3 separate regions of the Homo sapiens genome follow, and regions 1 and 3 are each linked to region 2. A link is a contact called in ENCODE Hi-C or POLR2A ChIA-PET data. All regions are on one chromosome and are shown on one strand. The core of a region is the stretch at or near the end of the contact, and the rest is flanking DNA. Distances in the headings are between cores, read along the strand shown.

Evidence for each region. A loop is a pair of places that touch in the nucleus more often than their neighbours do. ChIA-PET counts read pairs that join two places held with the same protein, here RNA polymerase II (POLR2A). Pooled maps may share reads with other maps.
Region 1: a map of PC-9 shows a loop between it and region 2 (8-fold over the local background). The contact joins two enhancer-like sites. A Hi-C loop is called at or near these places in 1 of 168 maps with a recorded cell type or tissue (PC-9) and 4 of 50 pooled maps. POLR2A ChIA-PET finds 5 or more read pairs at or near these places in 1 of 52 experiments (naive thymus-derived CD4-positive, alpha-beta T cell).
Region 3: a loop to region 2 is called in a pooled map, with 2.4 times the contacts of the local background. The contact joins two enhancer-like sites. A Hi-C loop is called at or near these places in 2 of 50 pooled maps.

Annotation. Positions count from the first base shown.
Region 1 is chr20:32,520,474-32,523,173 of GRCh38, reverse strand. It overlaps NOL4L (nucleolar protein 4 like), which reads left to right. Exons shown (of 11, transcript NM_001256798.2): 3 at 2,252-2,363. Among named protein-coding and RNA genes, the nearest start is that of NOL4L-AS1, 39 kb to the left of the region's middle. Within about 2 kb of position 1,278, at least 5 of the 41 ENCODE cell types and tissues checked have a DNase peak (open chromatin) inside an H3K27ac peak, as active enhancers do.
Region 2 is chr20:32,154,049-32,156,748 of GRCh38, reverse strand. TM9SF4 (transmembrane 9 superfamily member 4) reads right to left here. Exons shown (of 18, transcript NM_014742.4): 13 at 1,563-1,646. Among named protein-coding and RNA genes, the nearest start is that of TM9SF4, 46 kb to the right of the region's middle. Within about 2 kb of position 1,433, at least 20 of the 41 ENCODE cell types and tissues checked have a DNase peak (open chromatin) inside an H3K27ac peak, as active enhancers do.
Region 3 is chr20:31,821,490-31,824,189 of GRCh38, reverse strand. It overlaps MYLK2 (myosin light chain kinase 2), which reads right to left. Exons shown (of 13, transcript NM_033118.4): 4 at 2,453-2,700; 5 at 608-713. Among named protein-coding and RNA genes, the nearest start is that of MYLK2, 3.5 kb to the right of the region's middle. RefSeq lists enhancers at 1-424, 425-952, 1,420-1,479 and a silencer at 1,070-1,119. Within about 2 kb of position 1,299, at least 8 of the 41 ENCODE cell types and tissues checked have a DNase peak (open chromatin) inside an H3K27ac peak, as active enhancers do.

The sequences.
Region 1 (2,700 bases), core at 29-2,528, 370 kb before region 2:
TCAGCACTCCCCTCCCTGTGGCACGCCAGCCAGCCTTTGCACACTGCTGGGGTCCCTGCCAAGGCCAGGATAAATGTGGCCACCACTCTACCCCTGGAGAGGGAGCCATTCCTATTCCCTCAGCTGGCCAGGCAGCAAGAAGGGCCCTGCCCATCCTGTGTGCAGCCCTCAGCAGAGCAGCCAGGCCAGGAGGACCCCCTGAGCCCTTTAAAAAATATTTCTCTGCCCATTGGCAGGTGAGCAGGCAAGCTTTGGGTAGCTTAGTAGGGCTGCCCTCATGGTAGGGACCTGGCCCTCTTCTCCCAGCTGACTGTGCAACCCTCCCCCGGGCCCTCCACTGAGCTCTCCTGAGGCCTGACCTAGGGTGCCACGTCTCAGGGGAGCCGAGGGGCATCTGTCGGCCCAAGTCAGCCACAGCCCTCTGCTCTGCCTAGCACACGCCCTTCCCTCCTGCACACTTGCTCCTGCAGCTGCCACCCTTCAGCCAGACATCTCTCTCCAGACCCAGCTGGCCTGAGAGGAACGTGCCCCCAGACTTCCAGGCAGCCCTGGGCTGCTCTGCTGAGGGCTGCACACAGGATGGGCAGGGCCCTTCTTGCTGCCTGGCCTACTGAGGGCACAGGAATGGCTCCCTCTCCAGGGGTAGAGTGGTGGCCACATTTATCCTGGCCTGGGCTAGGGATGAAGCTCTCTGTGTGCATGGCAGAAAAGCCCCATCCCTCGGACCTGACACCTGACAAGGACCAGCTGCATCCCTGATGTTGCTCTCCCATCCGCTGCTCCAGTCAGAGACACTGGGGTTTGCCCTTGTCCCTGACCTCCAGAGGAAGGCAATCAGACAGGGAATTTGGAAGGGAGATAACTCATCAAGGAGCCTGCCTGCTCCACAGAGCATCAAATCAGCTGAGAAATAACAATTGTGTCACCAAAATTAACTTCGCATTTGCAGCTGGCAAGAGTGGCCCCTGGACTCTGCCAGTGGGCTGAGCTGGAAGCTGTGCCTGAGCTGGTCCTCCAAGAGCCCAGCCACAGCCTGGGACACCCCAAGCCTTCTGCATCCCCCCACAACTCCACTCCCCAGCCCCGCCCTAGCCCACCTCTACCCTCCAGCCATCACAGAGATGGAGAAGGACATTCGTGCATTTCTAAAGGAGCAAACCCCTGCAGTTGCTGTGGGAAGGCGGGGCCAAGCGCAGCGCAGAGCAGCCCCTCACCCTTGGCCAACTTTCCCAGCCCGGCTGCGGGCTGCGGCGAGGACAGCGGAACGCTTGGGTGATGCTGCCCCTTAGTGGAGAGGTGCGGGAGGACCCAGGCTCCAGGAAGCACATGGAAAACCAGTAACTGGGCAGTCTCAGCCCAGGGAACCTGGGACTGAAGGGACTCTTTGGCCCCACCAGACAGCTAAATCAGGGTCAGTGGCTTTTCCAAAACCCAGAGCAAGAGGAAAGGGCTGGACACCTAGGCCCACAGCCACTTCTTCCCCACTCCCCCACCCAGCCCTTTTTTCATGTTCCCTCCCTTCTTTGTGTCTCTCCCCCAGCCCTCTGCATCCCTGTCCTCCTCCTCAACTAGGGGAGGCCTTCTGGAGGCAACTGTGGAGTGGTGTGACCTGGAACATGGGGTTTAGTCTGGCACTGCCTTGAAAATTCCTTGTGACCTTGGGGAGTCAGCTCACCTCTCCAAGCCATAGTTGCCTGGAACATGGGGGTCCTGCAGAGCCTGTCTAGTTTGAAAAGTCTGATGCCTGGTACTAGCCCTTCACAGCTCTTCCTAAGAAGGTTCTTGACCTGTCAGTGATCACAGGAGATGGCTTGTAGGACCTTTGGTTCTGTGTATGGGCCTGGGGCAGTGAATTTATCTGTGGGTCTCAGTCTATCCATCTCTAAGAGGGGAACTGCTCACCCTACGCTAGAGCAATGTTTGTAAGCCCATTTTTTTGTAGCAGCAATAAAATGTTCTGAGGAATGTTACTTATTAGAATATAGGTTAAAGACTAGATAATGTTTAAAGGGTTTGCTTTTTCAATTTTTAACCTCCTTTATTGCGATTTTTAAAACAAATGGTTTTCCACAAAAGTACTGTCTCATTGCCACAGCTGAGAATCCAGGACACCTGTCCCTTGCTCCTCAAATCCCTGACTTTCCTTGCAAGAGCCGAAGCACCTGCCACCAAAGCTCAGACCTTGGTGACCCCATGGCCAAGTTGCCTCCCCACAGATCCATATAACAAGCGAAGCTCTTCTCTCCTCCAGATCGCAGAGACCTATGCCTTCCTCCCGAGAGAGGCCGTGACCCGGTTCCTGATGAGCTGTACGGAGTGTCAGAAGAGGATGCACTTTAACTCCAATGGCCTGGAACCCAAAGGTAGCAGGGGTGGCGTGCTGGAGGGCTAGGGCGGGGGCCATCTAAGAGTGGACTGTCCCTGAAGACGCCAGCTTTTGCTGGCACAGAAAAGTGTCCAGCAGCTGTTGTTGCTAGTCCCAGAGGCCAGTATGGGTCCGTGGTGCTGCCCAAAGCGCCTTGTTTTGTTTCGTTTAACTTTTTTTAAATCTCAAATTTCACTTAAAAACCAACCATACAAAACAAAAAAGTGAACAACATGTTTCCCCTGCCTTGCAAGGCCCCGGCCAGCCCCTTTCCTCCCAGCCGGATTCCAGTTGGGAATGGCCAGCCTGCCCCGTTCTCAAAGTTCCATCCATGC
Region 2 (2,700 bases), core at 184-2,683:
GTAGTCCCAGCTACTCAGTGGGGCTGAGGTGGGAGGACCACTTGAGCCCGGGAGGCAGAGGTTGCAGTGAGCTGAGACCACAGCACTGCACTCCAGCCTGAGCAACAGAGTGAGACCCTGTCTCAAAACAAACAAACAAAAAATACAACAATACAAATTAAAAAACAATATAGTATAACAACTATTTACATAGCATTTACATTGTATTAGGTATTTTAAGTAATCTAGAGAAGAGTCAGAATATACAGGATGTGTGTACGTAAACACTATGCCACTTTATATATGGGACTCGAGCATCCTTGAATTTTGGTATCTTCAGGGGTCCTGGAACCAATCCCCTATGAATACCAAGGGACAACTGTATCTATTTATATTTGTGCCTGGAAAGGCCTATACCAAAGAGCTAACAATACTTCCTTAGATGGGATATGGGGGATTAGAACTGATTTTTCATTTTCTTCTTTATCCTCTTCTCTACACTTACTTTTTACAAGAATCACATAAAAAGAAATATATATATAAAGTGTTTAGAACAGTATTACTACAAAGCAAGCATCATATAAATGTTTGCTGTTATTTTATAAATTTTAAATTATGTAATTCTTTTGTAAGTATATCTATAAAAAGGAAAAAAGACAACATATATTAAAGACCTACATTGTATTTATCTCTGGGTGAGCAGATTTGGGGTTATTTTAAATTTCTTCTTTAACTTCTCTGCACTTTCCAAAATTTCTACAGTGAATGTTTATAATGAGCAGCTGGTAACTGGGAGGAAAATGCTCAAAGGGAGAAGGAACACAGGGATAAAAAAGGTGAAGTGAGAGGAAGGGCATGACTGTGTCTTGAGGGTGGCTTCCTAAGTTGCTGGGAAAGAAACCCCTCCTCTGTAAGCCTGGACGTGAAGCCTCATGCAAGGACCTTTACCGCCACCCCCAGGTGGAGGGCAGAGGGCTCTACGTGCTAAGGCTAGGATAGCAAAATGCCTGCCACATCTCAACTGCAGTCCTGCTAATTGACCAAGACCCCACTCCCCCTCCCCACAACTGAGTTCAAAATCCTCCTCAGTGAGTCTTGGACAGCTGCTAGTAACACACTGGACTGGGGCTGGCAGGATTCCCAGCTCTAAGGGTAATACAACCTGATCCTTCCTTTCCTCTCTCCTCCACCTGCAGGGGCTGGTGCTGAGGGGCAGGGACACTGAGGAGGACAGGCTTGCTTTGGGATAATGACCTAATAAACTCACACTGGGCAGCTCACTCTTGGTTAAGACAAAGGGAAATTCCCCAGTTGGCCGCTGGACTGTGGAAACCTCCCTTTAGAGAAGTGGGCTTGGGTCAGTTGACTGAAAGATCTCACAGGAAGGCCAGGGCCAGGGCATGACACACCAAGGGCAGGGCTGGGGAAACCCCAGCTGGCCCTCTGCCCTCATGGCTGGGAACGTAACTCTGGGGACTCAGAAAAGGGAAGGGAATGGCAGGAAGTGGCTTTTGGGAGTAGGGCTGAGTGCAACTGGTCCTCGCTTGCTGGGGAGGGGCTGGAAGGGTAGGGGAGGCACTTACCGCTCCTGATGAGTGCTTTCCCCAAATGAAGCAATTCAATACGAAGCAGATGCCAAAAACCACACCAGGGTACAGAGTTGCCGTCTGGAGCAAGAGGGGCCGGGTTGAGGAGCAGCATCCAGGGACCTCCCCTACCTGTCCCGGTGGGGCCCCCAGACCAGAAGCTCTTAAGCCCTCCTTGTCTTTCAGACTCTGCTCAAGCATCATTCCTTCCAGAAAGTATTCCCTGACCCTCAGACTGAGCAGGACTCTGTTCTATGCCCTCTCAGGTCCCTAATACTGCCCCTTCTTGCTCTCATCCCAGTTCGTAATTACATATTTTGGCTACCTGATCAATATCCGCCTATCCCCAAAAGACTGTGAGCTCCTTGGGAGGAGTGTGTCTACCTTGTTCTCTGATGTACTCTCATCACTGAGAACACGGTAACTACTCTGGCCAGGCGTGGTGGCTCATGCCTGCAATCCCAGCACTTTGGGAGGCCGAGGTAGGTGGATCACCTGAGGTCAGGAGTTTGAGACCAGCCTGGCCCACATGGCGAAACTCCGTCTCTACTAAAAATACAAAAAATAGCCGGTGTGGTGGCTCATGCCTGTAGTCTCAGCTACTCGGGAGGCTGAGGCTGGAGAATTGCTTGAACCCGGGAGGCAAAGGTTGCAGTGAGCAGAGATCGTGCCACTGCACTCCAGCCTGCGCGACAGAGCGAGATTCCGTCTCAAAAAAAAGAAAAAAAGAACACGTTAACTACCCAATATATACATATGTAAAAAAATTTTTTTTTTGAGGGGGAGAAAAATTACCTCCAGAATCGCTTGAGCTCAGGTGTTTGAGACCAGCCTGGGCAACATGGTGAAACCCTGTCTTTACAAAAAATTAGCCAGGCGTGGTAGTACGCACCTGTGGTCCCAGCTACTTGGGAGGCTGAAACAGATGGATTGCTTGAGCCCGGGAGGCAGAGGTTGCAGTGAGCCGAGTCATGCCACTGCACTCCAGCCTGGGTAATAGAGCAAGACTCTGTCTCACACACACACAAAAACCCTAAAAAACAACTTTAACAAAACACGTATGTCTGGGCCCCAACCCAAACTGCCTAGAAGGATGGTGAAGCTCTGAGTCTTGGGGTGGCAGATGCTGGGTTCC
Region 3 (2,700 bases), core at 50-2,549, 330 kb after region 2:
GATCCTAACTTGGTCCCAGACCCAGTGGTGCCTCTGGATCCCCTTTGGTGAGATGGGAGCACTCACCCCAGCCAGCCCTGACTCCCTCCTGAAGCTGTGAGCTGTTCTGCCAGGACAATGGCTGAAGCAGGTTCTTTGAACCACACAGACCACGTGCACAGGAAGAGCAGGCGTGTAGGGAGGATGGCCCTGGGATGCGACCCTTAGAGGTTTAGGGCAGGCAGGCCCTGGGCCCTGGGGGAGGGCACCTTCAGGCAGAGGGAGGATCTGCAGAGGTATAAGACTGAGTCAGGGCTTTTTACAAAGCAGGAATCACCATGAGGGGGTCAGTGTGGTGCCTGGAGCTGAGACAGACAGAAAAATGCTGTGTATTTCCTACGGAAGCACTGAATGGCTGACGGTGCGTCTGAGTAAGTGACAGCAACACTGAGTGCACATCAGCATGTGACAGCTGCACACAGTGTGTGTCCCACACAGAGGTGAACATGTCCATGTGGCCATGTCTCAGCGGGGTGTGTGTCTGGGCCTTGCACAGGGGAAATGTGAAGCCACAGGAGCCCGGTGTACTCTCTGTCCATGAGTGCCCAGCTGGGGTCCCAGATCTCACCCTCCGAGCGCCTCCTTGGAGTTCATACTGAATTCACTGCTGACATTCCCGGTCCTCAGCTCCACCATGCGGTGAGGGAAGGGGGCCGGAGGTGGCGGGCAATCATCTGGGGGACAGAGCACAGCCCTCATGGTCAGTGCCAGGGGCTGCTGAGGATTCCCCTTGGCACCACCCCTCCTGCTGGCCTGGGCCCCATCTAGGGAAGTTAAGTTCACCAAGTGATACCTGGGGGACACCTGGCTCCAGGATAGGGGCTATGGGGCCCAGTTTCCAATATCAGTTCTGCCACCAACACAACACTCCTATCAGGGAGGACCAGCTTCTCCTGGCAGAACAAACGGGATGGGAGCTTGGACTTTTTGGACCCTCTGCATTATAAGACACAAGGACTCCATCCCAAGCTATCTGCATTTCCACCAAAAACAATCAAACACAGCAGCTATAAAGCGGAATGCCAGGCAGTGGGGTTGCTATGTCTGAATAATGGGGTAGGTGGTGGGACCTGCCCACCCTCCATCCTAATAACACCGCAATCTGGCCAGACCACCCATGGCGGGGCGGGACCGGGGACCGTGCTGTTTGGTGGGGAGAGGGCGCCACCTAGCGGCAAGTGTGGGGAACCGCTCGCCCTGAAGGCTGGCAGGCCGGCAGGCGGTCATCAGGAATGGAAACCTCTTTATAAATAGCAAGAGGCGGCAGGGAAGCCGGGCTGGTGATAAATCAAACGGCCTTTGGAGGTGGTTCAGATCCTGTCACTCTAGGATGCGATTTCGGGGCGGGGCGGAGGTCTCTGCGGCTGCTAGGGGCGGAGGCAGGGCTCCTGGCTGCCGCCCAGCCGCCAGGTCCTCCCACCCTGTCTGGGTGGCACGGTGCCGCTCACCAGGCAGGCTGGCGGGTCTCCCAGGGCACTTCAGCCTGGAGGCAGGGGGGTGTCAGGACACTCTGGGTTCTCCTGACCCCATCTCACCCCACCCCCAGCCCTGCCGCACCCCTGCCCAGGCCCTTTCCCTATTCACCTGCTGGCCAAGCTCACTCACACTCAGTGCTCTCTGCAGCCCATGAACAAGCCACGGGCTGCTTGTCTAATCATCAATGAAGGCCACTCCACAGTCCTGCCCCATTGCACATGCCCAGCTTCCTTGGTCACTGCTCCCACACACAGGCACCTGTGCTCCTCAGCGCATGAGCCCTCTATAGCTCCCACGACCCCACCCCACTATACAGTTTAGCTACTAAGCCTGGCATTTGAGCCCTTCTACAGATTGACTCCAAATTCCATTGCCCAGGGAGTTTGTGTTGCTCCAATAATCTGCCTGATTTTTCTTTTTTTTAACTTCATTTTAGTCAAAGTAGAAAAAACTCAAAAGTGGGTTCTGGAGTCTGGGTGGCCTGACAGGTTCAAATCCTGTCTTCACTGGATATGTTTGGGCACTTCATTTTCCTTTTTCTGAGCCTTCCTTTCCCCATCTATCAAAAGGGAATACTAAATTTAAAAATAAAAATACATCTTAAAAAATAAGATTGAAGAAAGCCAGGTATGGTTGTACACGCCTGTAGTCCCAGCTACTCGGGAGGCCAAGGTGGGAGGATCACTTGAGGCTGGGAGTTTGAAGCCAGCCTGGGCAACGTAGCAAGACCCTATCTTTTAAAACAAATAAACAAATGAATAAACATACGTTAAAAAAGGAATACTTTCTGGAGTTGTGTGACCCTTAGATGAATGGGCCTGGGTAAGGCTTGGCTCAGGGCAGTTCAGACCTCCGAATAGGTAGACTTGGGACTGACAGCCCCCTTCCCTCCCCCTGGCCCCAGGGCAGCCCCAGCCCCCACCTGCCCCTGGCCTACCCAAAATCTGGAAGCAGTCCTCCTCCCTGGCTGTGAGACAGAGGGCCTGCCCCACCTCGGATTTCTCTGAGGGAACAGCCTGGAACTCAATCCCCCTCGAGGTGTCCCCTTGCATCTTAGCCTGGCCAGCCTGGCCTGGGGTTTTCTCTCCCACTTCCTTCTGGCTCTCTGCCAGGATGTTCTTTCCTTCTTCTGCCTTGGCTGGCCTGGGATCCGTGGGGCTGTGGGTCATGGGCACCCCTTCAAAG